2 separate regions of the Mus musculus genome follow, and region 2 is linked to region 1. Evidence: chromatin loops called from intact Hi-C (ENCODE). Cell type or tissue: left cerebral cortex. All regions are shown on one strand. Each heading gives the region's core, and the rest is flanking DNA. Links, peaks and the distances in the headings are about the cores only. Region 1 has its middle 19 kb from the start of Gm25375. Region 2 holds the start of Gm15742 (a long non-coding RNA gene).

Region 1 (16,298 bases), core at 4,484-12,483:
ATGTTGCCTTTGGTCGTGGTGTTTATCATGGTGATAGAAACCAAACTACTGAGAATTTTCAGCAGGGTCAACAATACGGTGACCTGTTTCTCGTTCCACTCCTTCTTCCCACATCTGAATGAGCTCCTGACAGGTGGAGATTACGTCATGAATGTATTTCATGCCAGACCCCCTTCTAGGTGCTACACTAGAAGCATGTGCCAACCTGTACAGATGATTCAAATCCTTTCGGGGTGAATGACCACCGCCTCCAGGTCAGCCTCACCTTGCTTATTACAGCAGCCCATATCCATGAGTGTAAGGACCTGGGTCCCCGTGACTTCTCTCAGGAGCACCAGAACTTCCAATCTTCATAGCCTAGGAACTCATGTTCCTACATTCTGGCTTTGCTGAAGGGACCAAGGAGTCCTCTCTGTCTCTGTATGTCAGATGCTTAGCATAACAGGCTGTGTCTTCCCCATCCTCAGCCCTTGTATGCCTCTCCCTGGTCCCTTGTGGCTCTTCCTGCAGGATCAGGTCCAGAAAACTGCCGTCCCCTGAGTTTTTCCCTTCCCCCACTACACAGACTTTCAGGAAAGAAGGCCTAGAGAGAAGACTTGAATGTGAGACTGGGGAAACCCAGGTCCAAACTTGCCCTATGTTACACTGTTTGCCCACTGTGTGACCTTGGCTCATTCACTCCCCGTTCCTGTGCCTCAGTTTCCTTAGCAGTGAAAGCTGGTCATTGTGCTGGAACATCTTTAGATAGTGTTCTCTCTCTCTCTCTCCCTCCCTTCCTCCCTCCCTCCTTCATTAGGTGGGCATCCTCCTCCTCCACATGTCCACACGCATATCCTGCGTTCCATCTCACTACAGGCCCAGAAGCAACAGAATGAAGGCTAGGGATGAACTCTCTGAAACCATGAGTGAAATAAGTAGTCCCCCCCCCCCTTAAGTTGTTTCTTTACAGTATTGGGCCCAGCAATGAGACTATGACCTGACACAAAAATAGCTCTATTTGGCATTTTAAAGGGGTTAAATAAATCAAGAATATACTGACAGGTCAAAACAAACAAACAAACAAACAAAAAAAAAACAAAATAAAACAAAACTCAGATATCAGAAAAGATAAAAAAAATAGAAGATTTTCAAAAGGAGATGGCTCAATGAATAAAGCCATGCAAGTGTGAAGACTGAGGTGCAGCATGCTCACAAGAGCTGGGAGGTCAGAGCAGCTGACCTGAAGCCAGGCAGGTGTAGCAGCCAATCTGCAATCCCAGGGCTTGGGAGACAGGGGATTCCCAGGGTAAACTAGCTAGCAGCGGAAACTATGGCTCTGCGTTCACCAAGAGCCTTTGTAAATAAAATGGAAAATGATGGAGGAAGACACACAGTGGCAACCTCTAACCTCAAGTGCACACGCACACATATGCACTCATATTTGCCCACAAGTGCCCCACACAAGGAACATGCAGATGCACACATACACACACATGTGCACACACATGTGCATATATACATACACATGCACAGACATGCACACATATATGCACGTACATGCACACACAAGCACATACGCACATACAGACATATGCATACACACATGACACATATACATACACATGCACACACACATTCACACATATGCACATACACACACATGCACACATATATACTAAAGAGGAAATTACAGAAGTGAACAATATGATCATTGAAAATTAATGATTAGGTCAGATGACCACTCTGCAACGGAAACAGCCATTCCTGAGCAGGCTGAAGAGCTGGGGAAAATCACAAAGCCACAGTGAGGCAGAAAGCATGCGATAAAGGTAATAGAGTCAAAACAAGAGGAGAATGGAGAATCAAGAGGCACAAAGGAGCCCATGAAGCCACCCATCACGCCTGAAAAACTCCTGGAGCAGAGAACCAGAAAGAGGTGGCATTGACTATGACGGTGCCCAAGGACTTCCCTCGGCTTAGGAGAGCTAAGGGCCTTGCACTGAAGAAGCACAGTCCATCCCAACAAAGGATCAGGTGATGGGAGCAGGACTCCTTAAGCATGGATCACCTTCAGGAGCGTGGCCATGAGCTGACAGGCAGAGTTTCCTCTGCCAGCTGGACCCCGCACCCATGCTTTACACCTGTACGCACCAGGAAAGACACCTTAGGGGGGACTGCAAGGCTGACTATTGATAGCTTGCTTTCTGCTTACCCAGCATTAAAGGGCAGACAGTCCCTTTAATGTAACAAGATCTCAACCAGTTTATCCTGTCCCTTCAAGGAAATGATGAGAGAGAATACAGGTGTATCAGAGTGAGGTGAAATCAGGGCAGATAGAGGTGGTTTAAGACCCAGAGACACCCCCTGGAAGAACCAGAACAGACATTTAATGTGTGGATGAAATGAGCCCAGAAGAATGACTACAGATGGGCGGGGGAGCAGGGATGCAGTGTCTTTGTCTTTCAGATCTGATAAAACAATACCACAGTCCTCTCTGCTTGGGAGGCTGAGCAGGTGTGGTGGTTTGAATATGCTTGGCCCAGAGAGTGGAACTATTTAGAGATATGGCATTGCTGGAGAAAGTGTGTAACTGTGGGTGTGGGTTTTGAGACCCTCATCCTAGCTGCCTGGAAGCCATTCTTCTACCAGCCTTCAGAACAAGATGTAGAACGCTCAGCTCCTCCAGTGCAATGCTTGCCTGAACACCACCATGCTTCCTGCCATGATGATAATGGACTGAAACCTCCCGAACCTTTAAGCCAGCCCCAGTTAAATGTTGCCCTTTATATGAGTTGTTGTGGTCATGGTGTTTCTTCATAGCAATGAAACCCAAACTAAGACAGTGGGTGTCCAGGTCACAGTGTGAGCAGTGCATGAGATGACGTCGTCTTCTCACATGCAAGCACACGTGTGTCCATTTCCCTCTCTTAAGGACACAGGTCACTGAATAAGGGATGTGTACAGATGTTCCTGAAAGAGCTCACACCTTCCTTGGGGCTGACTAACAAATTAGATCTTTTCTGATTGGAGAGGTTGGAACTTGTTTCAGGCTCAGAGCCTAATTACAATTTCTCTTGGACTGCCTTGATCCACTCTAATAGCCATCCCTGGCCTGCATCTGTGTCTGACTTAACATCTTTGGGACTCAGAAGTAAATGTTTTAGGGATGTATTAATGGAGCACAAGCTTCCAGCAACTAAAAGCCTAAGAACCTGCTCAGAGCATCCAAGGCCTATAGTAGAGGTCTCTCTACTCTGCTGTAACCACTTACCTAACATTTCCACCAAGATATTTGAAAACTGCCTTAATTTATGGTTTTTTCATTCTGTTACTATTTAAATACAACAACAGCAACAACATCATCATCAGACACCATGATGGGTCATGGTATTCAGGATAACCTAAATCTGTGCTTTCCATACTGATGTCTGTGTCTCTCATACTGGGCTCTGGAATATTCTCTTATCCCCTTTGTGGTGAGAGTTACATTTTTTGTTTCCACAGAACCCATCCTAGAAAGCTTTATAACTAAATTTCATCTCTGCAGGTCTCATCTAGCAATGCACCCTGGCATATCAGGGACTCATCCATAAGTGAGCAGAGAGATCAGTAAGGTCTAATTAAGTATTGACTAACTACCATCTATGTAGGTGGTTTTGAAACACAGAGAAATTAAAACAGAGGCAATCTCCCACACCAGGGCTTGATTTAATGATTTCCCTTCAACTTTACAGTGGCACATAATCCTTAAGAACTCTGTAAAAAGTATATCTGAATTCTGAACTTTCTCTACATCAGGGCTTCTTAAACACTTCCCATTCACGAGCCCTGAGAAATTGTGTGAACCTGCTAAGTCAGTCTTTAAAATGGGCATACATAAATTGTAAAAAAGTCATTTTTACAACAATTCTTTGGCATGCACGTAATTTTACCACTTATATTATGGTGAGATGAATACCCACAGTTATCTTCCTCTTTTTAATTATATATTTATTTACACTTCAAATGTTATCCCCTTTCCTGGTTTCCCCTCTGAAAACCCCTTATCCCCTCCTACTCCCCCTGCTCACCAACTTGCCCACTCCTGCTTCTTGGCCCTGGCATTCCCCTACACTGGGGCACAGAGCCTTCATAGGACCAAGGGTCTCTCCTCAAATTGATGACTGACTAGGCCATCCTCTGCTACATCTGCAGCTGGAGCCATGAGTCCCACCATGTGTACTCTTTTGTTGGTGGTTTAGTCCCCGGGAGCTCTGGGGGTACTGGTTGAGTCATATTGTTGTTCCTCCTATGGGGCTGCAAACCCCTTCAGCTCCTTGGGTCCTTTCTCTAGCTCCTTCATTGGGGTCCTGTGCTCAGTCCAATGGTTGGCTGAGAGCATCCACTTCTGTATTTGTCAGGCACTGGCAGAGTCTCTCAGGAGACAGCTATATCTGGCTCCTGTCAGCAAGCACTTGTTGGCATCCACAATAGTGTCTGGGTTTGGTGTCTGTATATGGGATGGATCCCCAGGTGGGGCAGTCACTGGATGGCCTTTCCTTCAGTCTCTGCTCCACACTCTGTCTCAAAAAGCAACTTTTAAAATTAAACCTTCTAAAAACAATACAATGCACAGGTCCACTAATTTGATACTTACCTGCTTTAGTACAGCAGTGGGGAAATATTTAATTTTCTTTTTGTTTTCTGTAAGTTAGCCATTGTATTACTATGAGAGCAAAATGCTTTCCTTTTCTTTTTTTCTTTTTTTATTATTAATTAATTTTTTTACACTCCATATTTTATTCCCTCCACTCCCCGGCAAAATGCTTCCTATGTGCAGTAAAAACACAGTATCTCATGACAGGCCACTGTCTCATGTCTGAGATGAGGTATTTCAGGCAGTGTTTGCGGGTGCAGGTGCCGCCTGCTGTGATGACATCACAGAGCCCAGTGTTTGTTGTGGTCAGCATCACACTGTGCAAGGCAGGACGAGGACTTCCAGGCACATCTCAGATTCATTCGAAGTTTGGTTTCTGAAATTATTTTTGGTCATTGTGCGCTGAAGAAACTTTCACAGTTGTCAACTTTGTTGTGACCTCCACACTCAGTTTACCCAATCCCAAATGGGGTAACACTCACTGTTTAAAGAGCTTGGCTCTACATTACCATCCTGAACTATGGCATTGCAACAAGCTGCAGCTCCCTGATAGTGAGCAAAGGCATCAAGCCCTCCCCTCACTCCCAACTTATTCCTCTTTGGCCTCCACAAAACATTAGACATCTTAAATCCTGACACCCATACAAGTTGCCATAGGGGTCGTTGCAGATCTGACTGAATTCAAACTTTTGAGACAAGGGTAATCAGGTTACCTGATGAGTGGGCTGGGGTGGGGTGACATTTCTCTGAGGTCCTCATGCCTAGTGAGTAAGGTCAAGAGAGACCTGACCACACTCAGATGAGGTAGAATAAAGATAACTCAGGAAAGATGGGGTGGTGCTGTCTCAGAAGGTTAAAAAGATGAGACCATGTCCCAAGTTGCTTTCTATAGCTATAAGAAACACCATGACCAAAAGCAATGTGGGTTTGGCTTACAGTTCTAAGTCATGGTTCATTGTGGTGGTTTGAGTAGGAACGGCCCCCATAGACTCCTGTGTCTGAGTGCTTGGCGCATAGGAAGTGGCATTATTAGGAAGGTTGTGGCCTTGTTGGAGTGGGTGTGGCTTTTTTGGAGGAAGTGTGTCACTGTGGAGGCGGGCTTTGAGGTCTCATATGCTCAAGCTAGGCTTAGTGTGGCAATCTCACCCTGTAGGTTGCAGATCAGGATGTAGAACTCTCAGCTCCTTCTCCAGCACCACATCTGCCTGCATGATGCCATGCTTCCGGCCATGATAATAATGGACTGAACCTCTGAACTGTAAGCCAGCCCCAACTACATGTTTGCCTTTATGAGAGTTGCTTTGGTCATGGCGTCTCTTCACAGCAATAGAAACGCTAACTTAGACGCTCATCATTGACAGAAGCCAGAGCAGGAGCTCAAGGCAGGAACCTAGAGGCTGGAACTGAAGCAGAAGCTATGGAAGAACACTGTTTACTGGCTTGCTCCCCTTGGCTTGCTCAGCCTGCTTTCTTATATAGCCCAGGACCATCTGCCTATAGAGGTGGTACCACCCATAGTAGGCTGGGCCCTCCCACATCAAGCATCAATCAAGAAAATGCCCCATAGGTTTGCCTACAGGCAATCTAATGAAGGCAATTCCTCAGCTGACCTCCTTCTTCTCAGTTGGCTCTAGCTTGTATCAGGTTGACAAAAAACTAACTGGCACAGATCCAAGCCAAGGACTATCAACAGCCACAGACAATGGGAAGAGACAAGGAACAAAGTCACAGTAGCCCTGTTGACACTTTCATGTACTCTTGGGCTCCAGAACCTTAAGAGAGGACATTTCTGCTGTTTTAAGCCATGGGGAAGCAACATGGCTTCCCACTAATACCACTTGTAAGGCTTGCAATGATACTCGCATTTCCCAGGCCCTGTGCTAACCCTTCTACCCTGATGCTTGAACTGAACACCTCTGGATGTCTCTGGATGTAATGCATGGGTAAGAGTCAGGTTTCAGACACAGGCAAGCACATAGCAGAGTTATCTTTTCAACAAGCTGTGGCCCCATCCTTGAAGTCAGAGGGGGCAGCAGGTTAGCATTAAGCAGGGAAGGAAAGAAGGCTGGTCCATTTCTGCTGTGTGTCAGCACCCTAGGTCAATGCATTCTGGGCTCAGATACCTCTATCCAGTCAGCACTCACGTCCTCCAAGGAAAGGAGGGAAACTGAGCAAAACTACTAGAATGGGCAGGTGTGGGAGGGGCTGCTTCTCTGGGGTCCTGTCCCGAGAAGCACCCACCCCAGCCCTCCAGGTCCTGTCCTAAAAGCCACCAGGAATCTGTCCACAATAGTGGCTCATTTCCAAAACAATGTGGAAAGAAAGGAAGGAAGAAAACGTCCCAAATCACTCTTCACCCAAGACCTGCACTCAACAGGGAAGAATGAAATGAGTTCTGAGGAAGCAGGTGCTCGTGGCTGAGAGGATGCCAAGCGGGCCTAAGAACATCTGCCAGTCCTCAGGACCCAATAGCCAACTCTGCTGACCCCTCCTCCAGCTGACACAGAAGGCCTTGTGCTGGGATCCCCACTGCTCACCTCTGGGAAATGGTCCATCTGTTCACAGCTCACCAATGCCCCCAAAACACCGACCAGTGACACCACAGTGGTCTAGGCTGTGGGAACACACGCCCTCCTAACATTCACTCAAATTGACTGTGATCCTCAGATACCTGCCCGGCTTATTCTCTAAGTACCACCAGACTTGGGTCAACTTGCAAGAACTTGAGTTTAGCCAGGAAGGCAGTCAACATCTTGCACATAAATCCATACGGTGGATAGGCAGACACCTCAGCAAAGGAACTCAGAGTTGACACTTAACATTTGCCACCCTAATCCTTTTTCTCATGAGGTACACATCTCTTATCCCTTCTGGGTGCCTGCTATCTTGCCCTGAAATAGCCAGAGGCTAGGAGGTGTGACCTTAGTCCACTGAGTCTCATCAAAGACTCTTTTTTTTTTTTTAAGATTTATTTATTTATTTATCATATGTAAGTACACTATAGCTGTCTTCAGATACACCAGAAGAGGGCATCAGATCTCATTACGGGTGGTTGTGAGCCACCATGTGGTTGCTGGGATTTGAACTTCAGACCTTCAGAAGAGCAGTCGGGTGCTCTTACCCACTGAGCCATCTCACCAGCCCTCATCAAAGACTCTTAAAGTCTCTTCATAAGCTCACTTGCTCTGGAATTCATCAGGAGCCCAGGGTTCGGGGCATACCTAGTCTCTGGCCTCCTTTAGGTAGCTGCAAAGAGGCCCCGCCCCCTCCTCTTCATTCTTCCTTTGTTCTCTGTCTCCACACCCAGGGACCACAGCAGAGGCTCTCCACCATCTCTGTCCAGCAAGTCCCAGTCATCATGAGTCTTCAGGATTTTGTTTTTTTCCAAGTTAAACCAGAGACTCTGCCTTCTGATATTGACTGCCTTCAAAGAAAAGTCATGACGCACAATGCTGAAATATCACTCCTGCAAGAAGGGTGGGGGTGGTGGAGGCAAGATAAAGAGGCCCAAAGTCTCATCCTGTTTTTTCTTACACAGGAATAAAAGGACCAAGAAGGCATTCTGAGGAAACAGAGACTCTGAGGTTTAATGACCTGCCCAATGCCACACAGTGCCTTATATGGTAGAGTGTACTTCTTGCTAGTGACTCACTCAGAAAATAGATGAGGACAGGAAAGGAGTTTGAGCATATTCACTGAGTCGGGGCCGAACCTGTGTTGGGTTGTCCAAGCTAAAGGTTCAATACCTGCTTCCTGGCTCCGAGGCAGGTCCACTGAATCACAGCCCTAGGGAATAGGGGACAGGTACCCCACAGGCTGTTCAGAGAAGGTTTCAGTTTACCTGTGTAGGCTTCTGCCACACCACTCCCTCCTCCATTAACACCAGTTGCTCTGCCAGGGCAGAGTAGCAGCCTCTGGGAGGGGTACACAGGTAACTGCGGCATGTCCCGGACCTCAACCTCAGGACTGTCCCATGAACTACTTCCTCTGGGGACTACACATGCCAGAAACCTGAAGGAAGGAATGAAGACAGTTTAGTCACCGACTCTGTGCTCCCAACAGGACAGACGTCCAACTGCCTCATGGGTAATTCGAGAATCCTGAGTCCATACTTCCGCTTTGACAGCCGACTCTGTTAGTCCCTGCAACAGGGGGCGCTAGAGAGAGGCAGCCAGGCAGGAGGTGGGAGCCGGGATCTGCTTCTTCCTGTTTGTTCGCTGTCTCCTTCCTGAGGGCTTCCTGTTTCTTGGGCTCCCATCCCAGGCATTATTTTTCTCCTCGCAGCTTCAGTGGCATCTCCCACTCCCCCTCCCGACCGCCACCGCAATTTCAGTTGCATCTCCCCCGTCCCACAACCCCCTTCCAATCCTTGAACCGCCAACAGCAACAGCTGGCAGGTGACCTCTACTCATGTGTCTGAGCTAGAAGAAACTCCCTCCTCTTCCCTCATCCATAACTGCTTCTAATTACCTGTCAGTCTTTGGGCTCTTCCTGACTTTTTAAGCTACCTAGCTAACTTTCCTTAACAGCTCTTTACATGAAGTCCTGTTCTGGTAACTGGGCACTGACCCAGTATTGGGAGTAGACAGCCACTGTTGTGAGGTCTCAGGAGCTGTCCCTCTTTGATAACAATACCCCCTCACCGACAAAGCCTCTCTCCCACATACCTTTGATACAATGCTACTTAATGCTCAGTGAGAGCAACCTTTGCCCTACTGTGGCCTGGACATGATGCTGGTCACCGAGGCAAGTGCATGACTACAAACAGCTTTGTGACACCTTCCCCTGGGACCTATTTGTAAGGGTCCATGAAATATGACACCCCAGACTCAAATAGTATGCAAACACACAGAGTGCTTTATTCTGCAGAAGTCCAGCATGCTGGGGTCTCCCATTACCAATAGAGAGACAACCAAGTAAGCTTGCAGGCCTGATTTAAAGCACATTAGGGAAATCCAAGGTAGGTGACATCTATGTTAATCTGTTGGGTCCATCTCTATAAACATTCCATTACCAGGGTGTGGGGGCTGGACACTTGCTGAGGAAGTCTGGAAACTGCTGCTGACCCGTTGTCCTTGCTTCAGGCCAGGTGGCAGGCAGTTTCTAAGGCCTGGACTTGCCCGGAATTGTCCAGTTCTTGGAAACAGAGATTTAAGCCTAGTATCCTTAATTGCCTATTTGAAGCCTGTCATGGACTCAGCCAAGCCTTGTCACCATAAATGCTGTGGTTGAGTCCAGTTGAGTCCCCTTTTCCTGTCTTTCCATTTGAAACTCAAGAACCACAGACGATGGTTTGGAGGTTGTTTGCTTCCCTGCCCTCCAGCCCCACCCCACACACACACTCAGCTGTTAAGAGCTTGAGAAGGTGTTGTGGAACCTTTAAGAGGTGGGGAAATCCAAGATCAAACTGATATAAAACCCTGAGTCTAAGCTTTCTGGGTTTGTTTGTTTGTTGCTTGTTTATGCTTTGAGGGTTTCTTTTTTTTTTTTTTTTTTTTTCTTCTTCAACTAGCGCTTTTATTACTTGTTAATTACAGGGACTGTAAAGCTTTCTATAAAGGGCCAGGTGGCAAATATTCTAGGCTTTTTTTTTTTTTTTTCATTTTTTTTTTATTAGGTATTTAGCTCATTTACATTTCCAATGCTATACCAAAAGTCCCCCTTACCCACCCACCCCCACTCCCCTATCCACCCACTCCCCCCCTTGAGGGTTTCACATAGTGTATTTTTATCATATTTTCCCATCCCCCGACTTCTCCCAGACACCACCCTCCTCTCCTCATCCTCACCCTGCCCTAGACATCTGAAATGAGACTGCTTCCTTCTTCCCTGTGTGTTCCTACCACCCTGCCAAGGGCCCTCACTGGAACCTATGCCATTCTCTTTGAGCTTTTAATTTCCATAATGGTGAATTAAAGAACCTTGCTTTCTTCGGACATGACCTGATTCATGTGTTTCGTTATAGCAATGAAAAATGAACTGAATGAAAAGTAACACACTATAGAAAGCCAGGGCCCTTTTAGCCTGCTTACTGCCAACCCATCCTACAAATGAGAAAACCAGGAGTCAGAGATGGCAGGAGAATGGGCGGGGTCGGCGGCAGTCAGGGGACCACACCTCTAGCACACGTACTATGACTTCAGTGTTCCAGATCAAACCCCATCCCACTCTGTTCTAGATGTGTGGCTCTTGGGAAGGTTTTACAATCTCCTGGAGTTTCTTCCTCCACCAAAGTGGACACTTGTGGGACTGAGGAGACATGAAGTGAGTTTACAGTTGTAAAGTACTGGGAACAGTGCCAACCGAGTAATTCACCACTGTGAGCTCTGTCTGTCACCTCTTCTGGGAAACCTCCTACACTCTCATAGCCTTAAGTCAGATGGCTTATCATCCTTCCAGGAATCCAGTGCTAACATTTTTTTTAATTTTTTTTTTTTTTTTTTTTTTACTTTTTTGGATTTTGAGACAGGGTTTTTCTGTGTAGCCCTGGCTATCCTGGAACTCACTCTGTAGACCAGGCTGGTCTTGAACTCACAGAGATCTGCCCGCAGGAGATACTTGTCACCAGTGAAACAGAGCTCACACTATTGGCTTGGACCTCCTGGATACTGGTGGCAGCACAGGAAAGGGCACAGCTGGGCTCATGCACTCCTCCACCTTCTGTCGTGGGGCAGTGAACACTGACAGACCAGCATATAAAGGCACAGAGAAGCCCAGACCACAGTATGACGATTAGGATGGCAAGTTCAGCCTGACTGGGAGATACAGAAAACTGAAGAGCCCTTCCTTCCATGTGGGACAGGACAGGCATGTGGGACAGGACAGGCATGTGGTACAGGACAGGCATGTGGGACAAGACAGGCATGTGGGACAGGACAGACATGTTAGTCAAGAGATGCCCCATCCAAAAGCCTGCTGTGGAGCAATGGCTTTAAAGCTCTTTTATTTTGAAATCCCTTCTCCTTTTTCTTATCTTCTCTCTTCCTCTCCTCCCCACCCCCATCCCTTCTCTCTCCCTGCTACCCAGCCCCCATCCCTACCACCTCTTCTCCTTTATTGCTTAATTGAAATTTTACAGGGCCTCCAGTATATTTGGTTTGACTTACAAGTCTTACCCAGTCTCTAAAGTTGCTGTCATTTTCTGGAGAGAACATCTAAACGTTCTATTCGGATTTATCAAACCCCTCCCTCTCTTCCTTAGAGGCCCTTGATGTAGCACACTATTTTTAGACATGACTGGGAAATCTAAGACAGTTGCTTTAATTAAGGTTTTGTGCAAATAAAATACTCATTCCCTTTGTTCTTATTTTATGTGTAGTGTATGTTAGGTCAAGGAAATTTCTTTCATATTCAAAATGTGACTGACCATGTATAATTCCCAGAGTGAGGAAGAGTATATAGGCGCCCTGACAAGGTACCCGGAGGCGCGAGAAGCCTGCGACATTCTATTCACTTCACTGTTCTCACACGTTGGCTCAGATGGTCCCTCCAGGCTCCGTGGAAAAGCCTAGAAGCTTCCTCCCATCGCCAAGCTTCTGATCCTTGACGCTAACAAAAGGTTGGCTCTCAGGACCGGACAGACAACTCAGGTTGTTTCCATTTCCGGTCCCCAAGCTTTCCCCACCAAGTCCGGACTCTTCCTCTTTATGCTAGCCTAGCAGGTCACAAAGAGGCATTTGCACTTTCAGAAGCCAATTCCCCCTTTGGGGCGGAGCCAGCCCTAGAGAAAACTGTCGAGTACAACGGAGAAGAATGGAACCTATTTTTCCCATTCTCCTAGGCTCCGTGAACTTCAGGGTAATTAGACAGATGTGAAATGAATATATGGCTCTTTTTAATCCTAGGTCTTCTTAATTGCCTCAGTTGGAAGAGTCATTAATTTATGATTAACGAGATAGCTTCTGTACAAAATTCAATTACCCTGAGACGTGCCACAACCTGCTACCCAGACGCTCCGGAGTGGCTCTCGCTGTTAATCGCTCTAGGCTGGCCCTGCCGTCACGCAGCAGATGATGTGGCAGACAGAAGGACCATCCTAGAGGCCAAGCCTGGCCCGTGGTCAGAGGGAAATTAGAGAGCAGGTTAAACAGCTGGGTCTAAAGCCCAGAAGCAGCCGGGTTACGCCAGAGTGGCAGCCCAGGTCAGTAAGAGCCAGGCGGCACCCCGTGGCTCCAAAATGCCTTCTCTGCCACCAGAATCCTGCAAAAGTAACACTATAAGGTGGGAAGACAGGAAGCCTGCCTCCTGGGTTGTAGCAAGGGCTACGCATGGGAGGCCTCGGAGCTGACTCTGAGTTTTGTGCAGTTTTTCTGCACTGGCCTTGTGTTATTTGAAAGTGTGTGTGTGTGTGTGTGTGTGTGTGTGTGTGTGTGTGTGTGTGTGTGTGTGTGTTTATAAATATATTATCTTGAAGAATCCAATATACAGCATCTCCTGCCCGAGTGCATAAATGCTGACAGGCTAAGCATGTGATCTGCTCATGCCTCTTTCAGTGTATTCTAGGCCTTGATCCCAGGGCCTCAAACATCGATAGCACGTGCTCTGCCACCCAGACAAACCTACAGCCACACCTACATACCTATAACCACACCTACAGACGCACCTTCGCCATGTTTCCCTCATTTTGAACATGAAAATGAGGACTAAATTGGGCAGAAATCACAGAAGTAACAAAGTCACACCATACCCTCTGCAGCTCCGAACCCAGGCAGAGAACCAACAGCTAGTGTTTTTCTTTTCTTTTTTTCTTTTTTCTTTTTTTTTTTTTTTTTTTTTTTTTTTTTTTTTTTTTTTTTTGGTTTTTCGAGACAGGGTTTCTCTGTGTAGCCCTGGCTGTCCTGGAACTCACTTTGTAGACCAGGCTGACCTCGAAATCAGAAATCCACCTGCCTCTCTGCCTCCTGAGTGCTGGGATTAAAGGCATGTGCCACAAAGCCAGTATCAGCAGTTGCATCCAGTTAGATGAGGCTGGAGGAACTCAGGAATGCATCCATCAAGAGACAAAGGAAAGAAATGCTTTGCCTGACACAGGTAGAAGTTGTGTCCCTAATAGGTGCAGAGCCCCTGTATACCTAAAAGGTGCAGAGCCCCTTTGTACTTAATAGGTACAGAGCCCCTGTGTACCTAATAGGTGCAGAGCCCCTGGCTGTTCAGCCTTTGGGATAGCAAACTCTATTACTAGGAAACAAACCCAGGCCTTGCAATTTTCCTGCTGTTCTGGTGATCTGAGGTCTGCAGCCTTTAGAATGTAACCTACAGTCCTGTAATTGAAGAGCCAGTAAGTGGGCACCTAGGGAAGGGTGTGGGGGTGGGGCAGGCAACTGGAAAATGTGCCTGTGGGTCACCCTGAAGCTCTAAAATTCTGTGGTGCAGGGGGCGTCCGCCACCCCGCAAAGTTACTAAAACCACTGAATTATACACTTTAAATAGCTGGGTTTTATGATCTGTGAAACAGACCTCAATAAAGATGGTAATAAAAACAAAATGAAGGGAAGCCGACTCAACAAGGACACTTCTCCCAAGTGCCAGTGACCTCTTCAAGCTTCCCAGCTACCCCACTGCACAGACGACAGCTCCCTCCACAGGCCTCCTGCAGCTGCCTTCTTAACTTAACCTGCCACAGAGGGTGGGGGGGGGACACATCTTGAGAAAAGCAATGTGCAAAAAAATAAGAAGAAGAAGAGGTGGCGGGGCGAGGAGGGGGAGGAGGGAGGAGGAGGGAGAGGAAGAGGAAGGGAGGGGGAGAAGAAGAGGAAGAGGAGGAGGATGAAGAAGATGAAAAAAGATGAAGAAGGAAAAGAAGAGGAGGAGGAAGACGAGGATGAGGAGGAAAAGTTGTTTATTTGGCGCTTATATTTCAAAGTCTCTAGTCCAAATCTGTTGATCCTGTTGCTTTGGGGTTCTAGGGCTCGTCCATGGGGGCAGGACCTAGCATAGCACGCCTGGTATGCTCATAGCCACAGGGAAGCAATGAAAGGAAAGATGGGTTGAGTGCTCTCATGTCCCCTTTATGGGACATACCTCCTATATAACCCAACTTCTTCCCACTAGGCCACACCTCCGAAGTCTCAGCAGTCTCTTACAGCAGCACCACAGACCCGAGACCAAGCCTTCAACATAGCACAGCAGTTCACACTTAGAGCAATGCTGTGTCTTCCATCCAGACCAGTCCTGTGTGTCCAACTGCCCCAACGTCCTTGTCCCAACGTCACATAGGCTTGTCTGCCCCAAATGCATAAAGGCTGTGGGAGGCCTGCAGCCTAACCATGGATGGTATCACTAGGGCCTTCTAGGTTATAGAAAATCAGTGGTCCCTAAGCCCTCTACCCTCGAGAGTGTGTTTCCCTCATTGCAGACCCAGTGGATAGCACAGGGACACTTGTTTTGTGACCCCGAACTCAAGGACAGCTTCCCAAGCAGAAAATAAAAAATATATGTGTTGTGACTAACAATAAAAACAGAAAACCTTCAAGACCAATAGTGACATCACCACAGGATGGATAGCGATGCCGCTAATAACAAGGAAGCTGCTCAAAACCATTTTGTGGATGGAAAACTAGAACATTTTATTGAGCCACAAAGGCAGAACACAAAAATTTGACGGTGTGTAGGGTCCTTAACTTTTTCAGTGTGTCATTCCATCAGACTGGAAAAGGTACTACAATAGCCACAGGGACTTTTAATTTCTGTCTTTGTGTCTTTCTGTATTTTACAAGTTTCTGCAATGAGAGTATTGCTTTGTTTTACATTTATTTGCATGTATATACACGGGTGCTTTCAATATTCACGCATGTGGAAATCAGAGGACAGCTCTCAGGGGTTGGTTTTCTCCTTCTACCCTGTAGGTCCCAGGGCTTGAACGCAGGTTATCAGTCTTGGCTGCAAGCACCTTGACCACTAGTCATCTCACCAGCCCATATTATATAAAAGCCAGTCAGCCTGTAAGCCCTATCTGCCCAAGGACCAGGGAACTTCCTGGAATGCTGGGAGTGGTAGTTTTTGGAAATACTGTGGCCTTTAACGCCTTGTAACATGTGATTCATTGCCCTCACTGGGATTCCAGGAGTGGACCTGATTAGAATCCATCCAGAGTGGACAAGCTTCAAATCTGGACTTTAAAACTTGCTTCAAATTTAGCTCAAAATTGTGGAGCTGGTTTTTCGCTCACACATCTCAGGATTCACAATTTCTTAAAAAATTTTAACAGTTTCTCAAATTTTTATTTAAGGATTCTAGAAAATTACAAAGAAAGTAAAATAAAAGCAATACCACTATCTAGAAGAATAAAAATTATAGCTTATTTAGAATTTATTTTTTTAAAGCAAAGCAGCAGATTAGGTTGGCACCTGTATGTCCTCTTCTTCAGCTCTTTCCACTCTGTCTCTAGAGACAAGCACTTTCTAGATCAAACGTATGGCTAGTTCATGTTTTCAAGCTTCTATCGTATTAGTTTCATAGAACTGGGATTTTAAGTTATTTTTAAACTTGTCGACTCTTGCATGACCTTTTCCTGGAGACATGAACAAATGTGTATTTACCCCAGATAGGGTACTGTTAGGTCTCAGGAAGTGTGTATATGTCCAGAAATGAGTGTCTCAACTCAAGCTGGACTATAGATGGTGTGGTGATTTGAATAGGAATGGCCCCCATAGACGTGTATTTGAATGCTTGGCCCATAGGAAGT
Region 2 (8,328 bases), core at 329-8,328, 100 kb after region 1:
GTGAGGTGTGGAACTTGAGACCCAGATCAAAACTGGTATTAAAGTTAGATACCAGCTCCAGCCACTGTCCAAGGAAGGTGTTCAAACCCACCATCAGTTCTGGACACAAGCCTTCCAACCTTCCTTTTGGAGCCCTCTGTGCAGGGACGCCTTTCCTCTTGGGGCCCAGCTGTCCTTTTACTTTCTTCCCTGTGGCAGTTCAGGCTGCATGACTGCTGACCACAGAGGAAGTGTCATCATTGGGCCACATCCATGTCAGTTGGGCGTGCATCTGCATCTAGCCCACACTGTGGAAAAGCCTATGACCACAAACCCAGGGCTAGAGGAGAGTCCAAACTGCTCCCCTCGAGGACAGAGTTCTTAACACTGGCTTCCTCTCAGAGGTCTCCACCAGAGGGAGAAATCTGGGCTGTGGACATACCTTGTGGAAGAAGCAGAAAAGAAAAAGGCAACATGCCTAGCACGGCCAGGCCAGGCTCCACACGCCACCAGCAGACCCTGACTGGCTGCACTGCTGAAATCCACATGCCCTGAGCTAGCCAGCATCCTCTACTGGTTTCTCCTCCCTGATCTCTCACTAACCTCCCAGAGATTCCCTGACCCTTGCCCAAGACCAAGAGATGCCTGCCTCACGAGCAGGACTCTGATTGGCTGTGCCAGGCCTCCAGGCCTCGCCTGCTCAGACAAGGGAACACAGGAAGAAGGCAGACTCAGCCCCATCTTACACACAGGTGGGCACCTATGGGATCCTGGAAATTTTCAAATTTACCATCCTCTACAGAAGGACAAAGCTCTCACTGAGAGCACTCCCTGCTGGCTGTGAGCCTCTCCGTTTTGGGACCCTGGGCTGGATCTGGGGTCTTAAGGTCCCTGCAGAGCCAGATCTTCCCATCTCCAGGTCCTTCCTAAGCCTGACCTGTTCCACCCAGGAAGGAACCAAGCATGCATGGTGGGGGCCCCTCAGAACCCCTGACTGTGAAGTGTTCCTCCTTCCCCGACTCTTCCCGAGAGCTCCCTGAAGCCCTCTGTCACAGCAATGTGTACTCACAAAGCTCCCTGCCTCCCTCCCCGCTCAGGTCCTCTTACATAAGAGCACCTCTGGTTTCCCTGTGCCTGTGAAATGAGTGTCTGGGGAATCGGCTAAATGGAGCCGAGCTCAGCGGTGTTGACACAGCGTCACGTGGCCGAGCGTTTGCATAGTGGAGGAGCAGACAGAGGACTCTGAACCAGTCAGTGTGTCCTGCCCCAGCTCCTCCAGAACTCAACATTCTATCCCAGAGGATAGGCTGTGAGGGCCGTGTGCGGGATGCAGTATCTGACACCCGGGCACCTTTTAGGTGCAATCTCTCTTCCTTTAGCTTCAGATGGCTCCCCAGTATAGGAGGAAGGGTAAGGTATGACAAGACTGGGGCAGGAGATGAAGCATCAGGTAACTTGGCTGGTGGTGGAGGACGGCTTGCTTGCTTCCTTCACTGGCCAGTGCTGGGTGAGGCACCCAAAGTGCTTGCAGGGACGGGTCACTCTGCTGGGTACATCCTCAAGTGTTCTTGTTACCAGCTCCCTGAAGCATGCACCAGGGCCACTGCCAACTCTTGTGGAGAAGAGACCTGCAGAAAGAAGGCTAAGGCACTCAGGTGTGCATGGCAGCCTTCACGGCAGGGACACCGGTGCCCAGTGAATCTGGTTCTGCCGGCAGCCCAACAGAACCAAGCCAGGTGCTTCCAGAAGCCACTCACTCAGCTTTGGTAGGAAGAGAAACTTGGACAACCTTCTTTCCTGGAGCTTTAGAGAAGGCCGTGCGTGTTGAAGGATGTAGCCGGGTGACATCTAGCAGAGTCCCTTCTAGGGGCTATGTGCGCACACATGACCAGCACAAGCCAGCACACTCACAGTGACAGACACACACACGTTCCCTGCAGTCCGAGTCAGTGTGTCTTTGCCCTGGGGAGGCCATCCCTCCAGCTTCATCTTGGTAACCCTTCTCACAGCTCTTTCCCAGAAGCGCTGCTTTGTTTAGCTGGCCACTGAAATTAGGACAAGGGGACAAGTGTGGTCAGGTTTCCAATCAGGATACTTTTCCTTCTGTGTGTTTAAAATGGGACTCTGATGGAAACCGTAGGGCCCCACACAACAGGAAGCCACTCACTTCTCTCAACTCTGATGGGATGGGGCCATAGTTTGCTGGAGGTTCGAAAGACTGATCCCAAAAGGAGCCGTCTCCCAACTTCAAAAGGGTGAAAGCGCTGAGGCTGGGCAGTGAACCCCGACACCTTCCTCACGTTCGAAGCTTCTGGTTTTGACTTTGCCTTGGCTCTAAGATGAGCTTCTACAGTCAGCTAGTCTCCACTGCCTGGGACTCCTCATTTCTCTGCTGCTTGGAAAGAAAATAGGAAACAGTGGGCCCTACTTGGGGTGGGGCAATCTGCTGCTGGACGAGCGTTGACTCTCAGTTGGGGACAGCCTGTCTAAGCCCCTTGCTGGCTGTTGCTTTACAAAGTTATTGTTACCTATGTGCAGGCTGCTTTGCCTGGTGCCAGTGGAAGCCGGAAAGGGGGACTGGATCCCCTGGAAGTGGAGTTCAAGATGGCTGTAGGACACCATGTGGGCGCTGGGAATTAAAACTGTGCTCTCTGTAAGAACAGCCAATGCTCTTAACCACTGTGTTGGTTTTTCTGTAATGCACATGGCATGTATGTATATGGGTAGCTGGCATTTACTTCAATAATTATTACCTGCCAGCTACTTCATGAACAATTTATAAGTGATTTCTTTTAGTCATTATGGGACTTGGAGGTACAGGTTACGATAATACAGATAATTATGACAAAACCTGTCCCTAAGCACTCCTCTACACATTTACATACTTGAGCTGTCTATGCATGCTTGGGAGGTACACATTATTAAACCCATTTTCTAGATGAGGAAACTAAGGCTTTCAGGATGTAAGGATGACCGTCAAAATGCCCAGCTAGTAACGGTGAGACCTCTCCTTTCTGCTTCACTGCCTCTCAGGCCAGGCCACAGCCCTACTCTGAGCCCTGATGGGAGCTGGGAACAGTATGTGTCCGGGGCTTCTAATGGCCACAGAGTGACAGAGGAGACATGGACCATCTAAACCAGGCAGATGTATAAGACATAAGTAGATGAGAGCTTGCCATGGGCTGAGGAGGAAAGATGCAGGGCAACCGTTCAGAGGATGACATTTCTGCTTGGGTAATACAACTGTTTTGGAAATAGGATGGTGATGGTGGGACATTTGGGCAGAATTAATGTTATGGACTTAAAGATGTTCCAAACGGCAACTTTTATGTTGCATATATTTTAGCAATTTAAAACTGTGGCAGAAGAAGGCAGGTGTGACTTTAATCTCACCACTAGGGTGGTAGAGGCAGGTGGATCTCTGTGAGTTTGAGGCCAGCCTGGTCTAGAGTTACAGGAGAACAAGGATAAGTAGTCAGACCCTGTCTCAAAGAGGAAACCAAGTCGTTAGATACAGACACGGGACCAGCTCTCTAGAGACCCTCCTGCCACTGTCCGTGGCTGAGATCTCTCAGTCCGTGGTCTGTTTCCAGCACAGAATCAGTGGATGGAGCAGCTGTCTCTCTTCCTATGTCCTAGTGCCACACGGTTCCTCTACAAGCCACTGTGAGCTGTGTTCCTCCAGCAGGCCTGAGCCTGGCGTGCAGCGGGCACACTGCCCTCACCCAAAGTCAGCCCCCTTCATGTGTACTGCAGCCTGCTGCAGGCATAGATGTCACCAGTTTCCGTGGTTTCCAGAGCCGTGGACACCAACAGGAAGCTGTGGCGGCAGCAGCAGCTTGTGTAATTAGCATGGAATGTTCTGAGGCAGGCAAGAGCATGTGGGGTAGAGACAAGTTCTCAAACACACTTTCTGTGAAAATAGTTGGTTTTTTTTCCTCTTTTCACCCTTCTCAGGAGACGGAAATAACAAACCGAAGAGGAACCAATCATCCTGCACAACTCCCCATGCACAATGCGGGCCTGCGGCAGGTGCGTGGGCTCATATCTGCGCATGCTCTCTGTGGCAGGTGCGTGGACTCATATCTGCGCATGCTCTCTGCGGCAGGTGCGTGGGCTCACACCTGGGCATGCTCCCTGTGCCCATCATCACTCAGGCAGCTCGTCCCAGAGACACAAGGTGTGTCATCACAGAGACTGCCACCACAAAGCCGTCCAACTGGGGTCCACACTGTCAGCCCAGGTGCGGTGGTTCTGCCTTGGTGAGACACACTGCTGGCAAGAGTCAATCGCCATCCTCTTTCCCAGGCCACTAAGCCAAGCCACAGCCAGATGATGCACAACCCAGTGCCACAGCTGCACTTGAAATCTTCCTCAGTGTAAACGCTGCTTTTAGAAAAAGCTGCTTTTAAGTGTACCTCTGGTAAATATTTGAGATTTATTTCTTGCTGGGCATAAAAAATAGAGGAAAACAAGAGTGTAAGGCACAGGGATGGAAATTTTAGGAGGGCCTTAGATGGTACCTGTGAAAGACTCTCCTGACCTCCGCTGTTGTTCCCACCAAGTCACTGCTCTGGCAGTGAATGGGCACACTGTCCCGCCCTCATCGGTGGCCTTCTGATGGCCACAAGGATGATATTTACCCTGGACCTCCTGTCTACACACCCAGCACCGGGTCTTGTCTCCAGCGGTGTGACCTATGGGAATGGACGTAGTTGTAGCACACTGTTAGACAGTGTGATCTAGCCAAGAGGCAGGTGTCTGCTGTTCATCTGTCCTGACAGCAGTGACGCCACGCTCCCCACTTTCTGAAGACCCGATCCCAGGCCATGAGAAGCCGGGCCATCTGGCCATGCCCTGTCCACCCCAGGTTCCTCTGCTCCATCCACACTGACATTCCTGCTGATTCTGCATATGCCATTCTCACCAGGGCCTTAGCTGCTGTGCCCTCTTTCCTCACCATCCACACAGCTACCTTCTAATCAAACCACAGCCCAGAGGCCAATTCCTTAGTGAAGTCTGCAAGGGCCCCATAAGCCACTCTGACCCACTGAGTTGTCATACCGTTGGGGATAGAAATGGTGTCTTTACATACCTGAATCCCCACTGCCTGGCCCCGTGCCTGGCACAAGGCAGGGGCCCAGCCCACGCTTACTGAAGTGAAGTAGTCCAGACAGATGCACTTTCACCAGCAAACAGCAAGGGCTGAACTTGACTTTCCGAGAAAGGTCTCTACTGTGTCCACACAGCCAGGACTCCTGCCAGCATCGGTAAGGAGCTGGCACAGCACCAGGAGCACCCACAACACAGCACATGGCCGAGAGGTCGTGACTAGGAAGCAGCATGCTATCTTCAAAGTCTGTTGGGCCACTGCCAGAGACACACAGGCCTGGCCACACACTGCCACACTGTACATCCTCTGGCTAATCAATTCACAGTGCAGAAATAACAATGGGCCCCACAGTGCCTTCATTAACCTCCTAGATCACATGGGAAAACACAGACTGATGAGCACCTCAGGGAACCGAGCAAAACATCCCCTGCTGCAAAGCCTGCCTGGCCCTTGGGTCATTTTTCTTTTCTCTTTTTGAGAAATGTATACAATTTCTATGTGCTTTAGGTAAACATTTAAAAACATTAATTAGTCCCAGAGACACTTTGTATACTATAGATTTAGTGTAATCTGAGTAAAGTATGGTGGTTAGAAATGAATCTCTGATTATCATGTTTCCTGAACAGAAATGAGAACAGCTGGCCCTGTACTAAGATAAATATATGAAATTGGAACACATCAGAAAGTATGTCCTGCATGCCTTATTTTTTCAACAGTTAGCAAAGAATTGATTTTTAAATTGTATGTGTTTAATGTTTACAGTGTGATGATTTATATATACATAAATGGTTAACAAAGATAAACAAATTAATTTTATGTGTTCATTTTTATTATGTGCGCACATGCGTGTGAACGCATATGCATGTAGAATATCTAATCTATACTCTTTATAGCAAAAACCCTTAATCTAACAGCGCTATTGCCTTCAACCCCCTTGGTGTCCATCAGATCTGAGACTTCCCCAGCCCTACATTTTCTTCCTACCCTGACCTCTATGGCCGTAGCTATCACCTTGCCTCCAGAATCATCTCTGTGTAGTAAACACCTAGCTTTTGCCTTTGAGATCCCGTGTACAAGCGAGATCAAGCTGTCTTCCTCCTGTGCCTGGGTTATACCACTTAGTAGAAGGCCCTCAGCTCACACACGTTGTGGCCATGGCAGAATATCCTCCTTATTACAGGGTGAAGGATCTTCCAGTGTACGTTTATCACATTTTCTGTATCCACACATCCACCCGTGGACACTCTGTATCTGGCCACAGTTGTCACTGCTGCAGTGAACGCGGACTGCACTGCAGGTTTCCTTACAGCACAGACTGCCTTCCTTTGCGCACGCACACGCGGGAGCACTTCTGCTTTCCATATTGACTCTGTAAGTCTACAGCCCCAACAGCAATGGACAAGGATTTTCTTTTCTCCACGCCTTACCCACGTTTCTCTCTTCTTTTTGATAACAATGTGACTGAGGCGGAAGACTTTCCAACTGTCTGGATTTTAAGCATCTGTAGACTGAAATGATCCCACTGGACAGGCTGCCTGATGGGAGGCAGGCATGGGGCAATGCTGTGGGAGCTAGGGAGAAGAGGGGGGCACAAGCCCTACGTGGGAAGGATATCAGACTGGGATACCAGGCTGGGCCTAGCCGCCACACTAAGTGGTTTTATTTGGGAGTAAAGGGAAGTGCAGAAACATTGTCACACCCAGGAGCCAGTATTGATAGTTTCTGGATCCTTCCGAGTTGCATAGGCCGACTCCTACAAGCTCAGAATCCAGGAGAGACCTAAGTAAGCTAAGACAAGAACTAAATTTAAAACAGCAACAACGATGCTTTTTGCCTTTTAGAATTATTGATTATTCTTGTGCTTCTCCCTTGACTCAAGGGGAAGAGGAAGAGGCCACATTTTGTGTGACCTTTAAAATCTATCACACAGCCAGCCAGAGAGGACTGTGGCTCAGGACTTGGGCAACTGAAACAAAAAAGTGGAAGAAACAGTAACATTCTCTCACGCAAGCAGTACAAATGGCGTCTTTGTACAGCACGGAATGAACCTGTCCAGGCTCCCCAAGAAGACAGGAGCTGACCCCAGACTACCTCGATTCTGGTGGCTGGACAGGCCTAACGTGCATGTACCTAAGGGTCCTACTCAGCCATGTGATCATATGTTCTAAATACTCACTGATCAAGTGAACCAAGACTAATATCCCTGCAAATTTACCTCCCACTGGTATTTACTTTCATACGTTAGTACATATATAACTATAGTATGCCAACTAGTCCCCTTTCTCAATGCTACGGCAAGTAACTGACAAGAAAGTACTTAAGGAAGGCTATTTGGTCACAGTCTGAAGTAGAGCCCGCAATGAGGAGGAAGGACTGAGCCCAGCATGAGCTGTGGCAGCAGGAGCATGGAGCTCTCACACACCAGAGGGGCAGAGAGCAGAGAGCGATGATCCTGACACCTGACCCATTCACATCTTTTTTCCTCTACCTATTCAGTCGGATCCATAGACCAGCACTGCACACACTCCCTAACCCTCCCTGGATGCCTTTACAGGGGCTGTTTCCTAACCTAACCAAGGTGAAAATGGCAAGCAAGCATCACAGACAACCAGAGTCAGACTGAGTAAAGGCTCATGGTGAATGAAGATAGGAGCCTAGGACCATGGACTTAGCAGGACCACTCTGGGTGCCTGGTGCCATTGAGCTGACCTCGAGGGACCATGGTGTGTGAGTGGGATGCAGGGATAGGAGGCCAGGGGCCACAAGAGAGAAATGAGACTTCAGAAACAGAACTAGAGAAGTCACAGACAGGATGCAGCAACTCAATAGTAAGGTGTTACATGGCGCCCACAGTGGAGTCGCTCAGTTACCTCAAACAAATGTCTGTACACATCAGAGAGAGCAGGTGACATAAAAGCATCGGATCTTTACTTAACACCTTTAAAGTGTTAATGACGAAAGTGGCTCAGTATATTCTTTATGTAAAAAGAAGCAGGAAAGCTGGGCAGTGGTGGAGCACACCTTTAATCCCAGCACTTGAGAGGCAGAGGCAGGCGGATTTCTGAGTTCGAGGTCAGCCTGGTCTACAGAGTGAGTTCCAGGACAGCCAGGGCTACACAGAGAAACCCTGTCTCAAAAACCAAAAAGAAGAAGAAGGAGGGGGGGGGAGGAGGAGGGGGAGGAGGGGGAGGAGGAAGAGGAGGAGGAGGAGAAGGAGGGGGAGGAGGAGGAGAAAT

The links. A loop is a pair of places that touch in the nucleus more often than their neighbours do. Peaks named below come from ENCODE experiments on the same cell type or tissue, not always from the same donor. Only the 100,000 strongest peaks of a DNase experiment are listed, where the experiment ranks them.
Region 2: a loop joins it to region 1, with 2.7 times the contacts of the local background. A loop is called at or near these places in 9 of 42 quality-filtered maps.

The regions. Positions count from the first base shown.
Region 1 is chr16:30,861,466-30,877,763 of GRCm38, forward strand. No RefSeq gene overlaps it. Among named protein-coding and RNA genes, the nearest start is that of Gm25375, 19 kb to the right of the region's middle. RefSeq lists an enhancer at 11,197-13,851. In left cerebral cortex, for the core only: a CTCF peak has its summit at 8,767 (motif pointing right); DNase peaks (open chromatin) are centred at 8,762 and 10,900.
Region 2 is chr16:30,968,333-30,976,660 of GRCm38, forward strand. The region is part of intron 3 of Xxylt1 (xyloside xylosyltransferase 1); the gene reads right to left. It overlaps Gm15742 (a long non-coding RNA gene), which reads right to left and starts at 8,139. Exons shown (of 2, transcript XR_384807.2): 1 at 5,075-8,139; 2 at 1-1,607. In left cerebral cortex, for the core only: CTCF peaks have their summits at 3,358 and 3,658; DNase peaks (open chromatin) are centred at 1,118, 3,851 and 5,308; H3K27ac peaks cover 1,760 bases.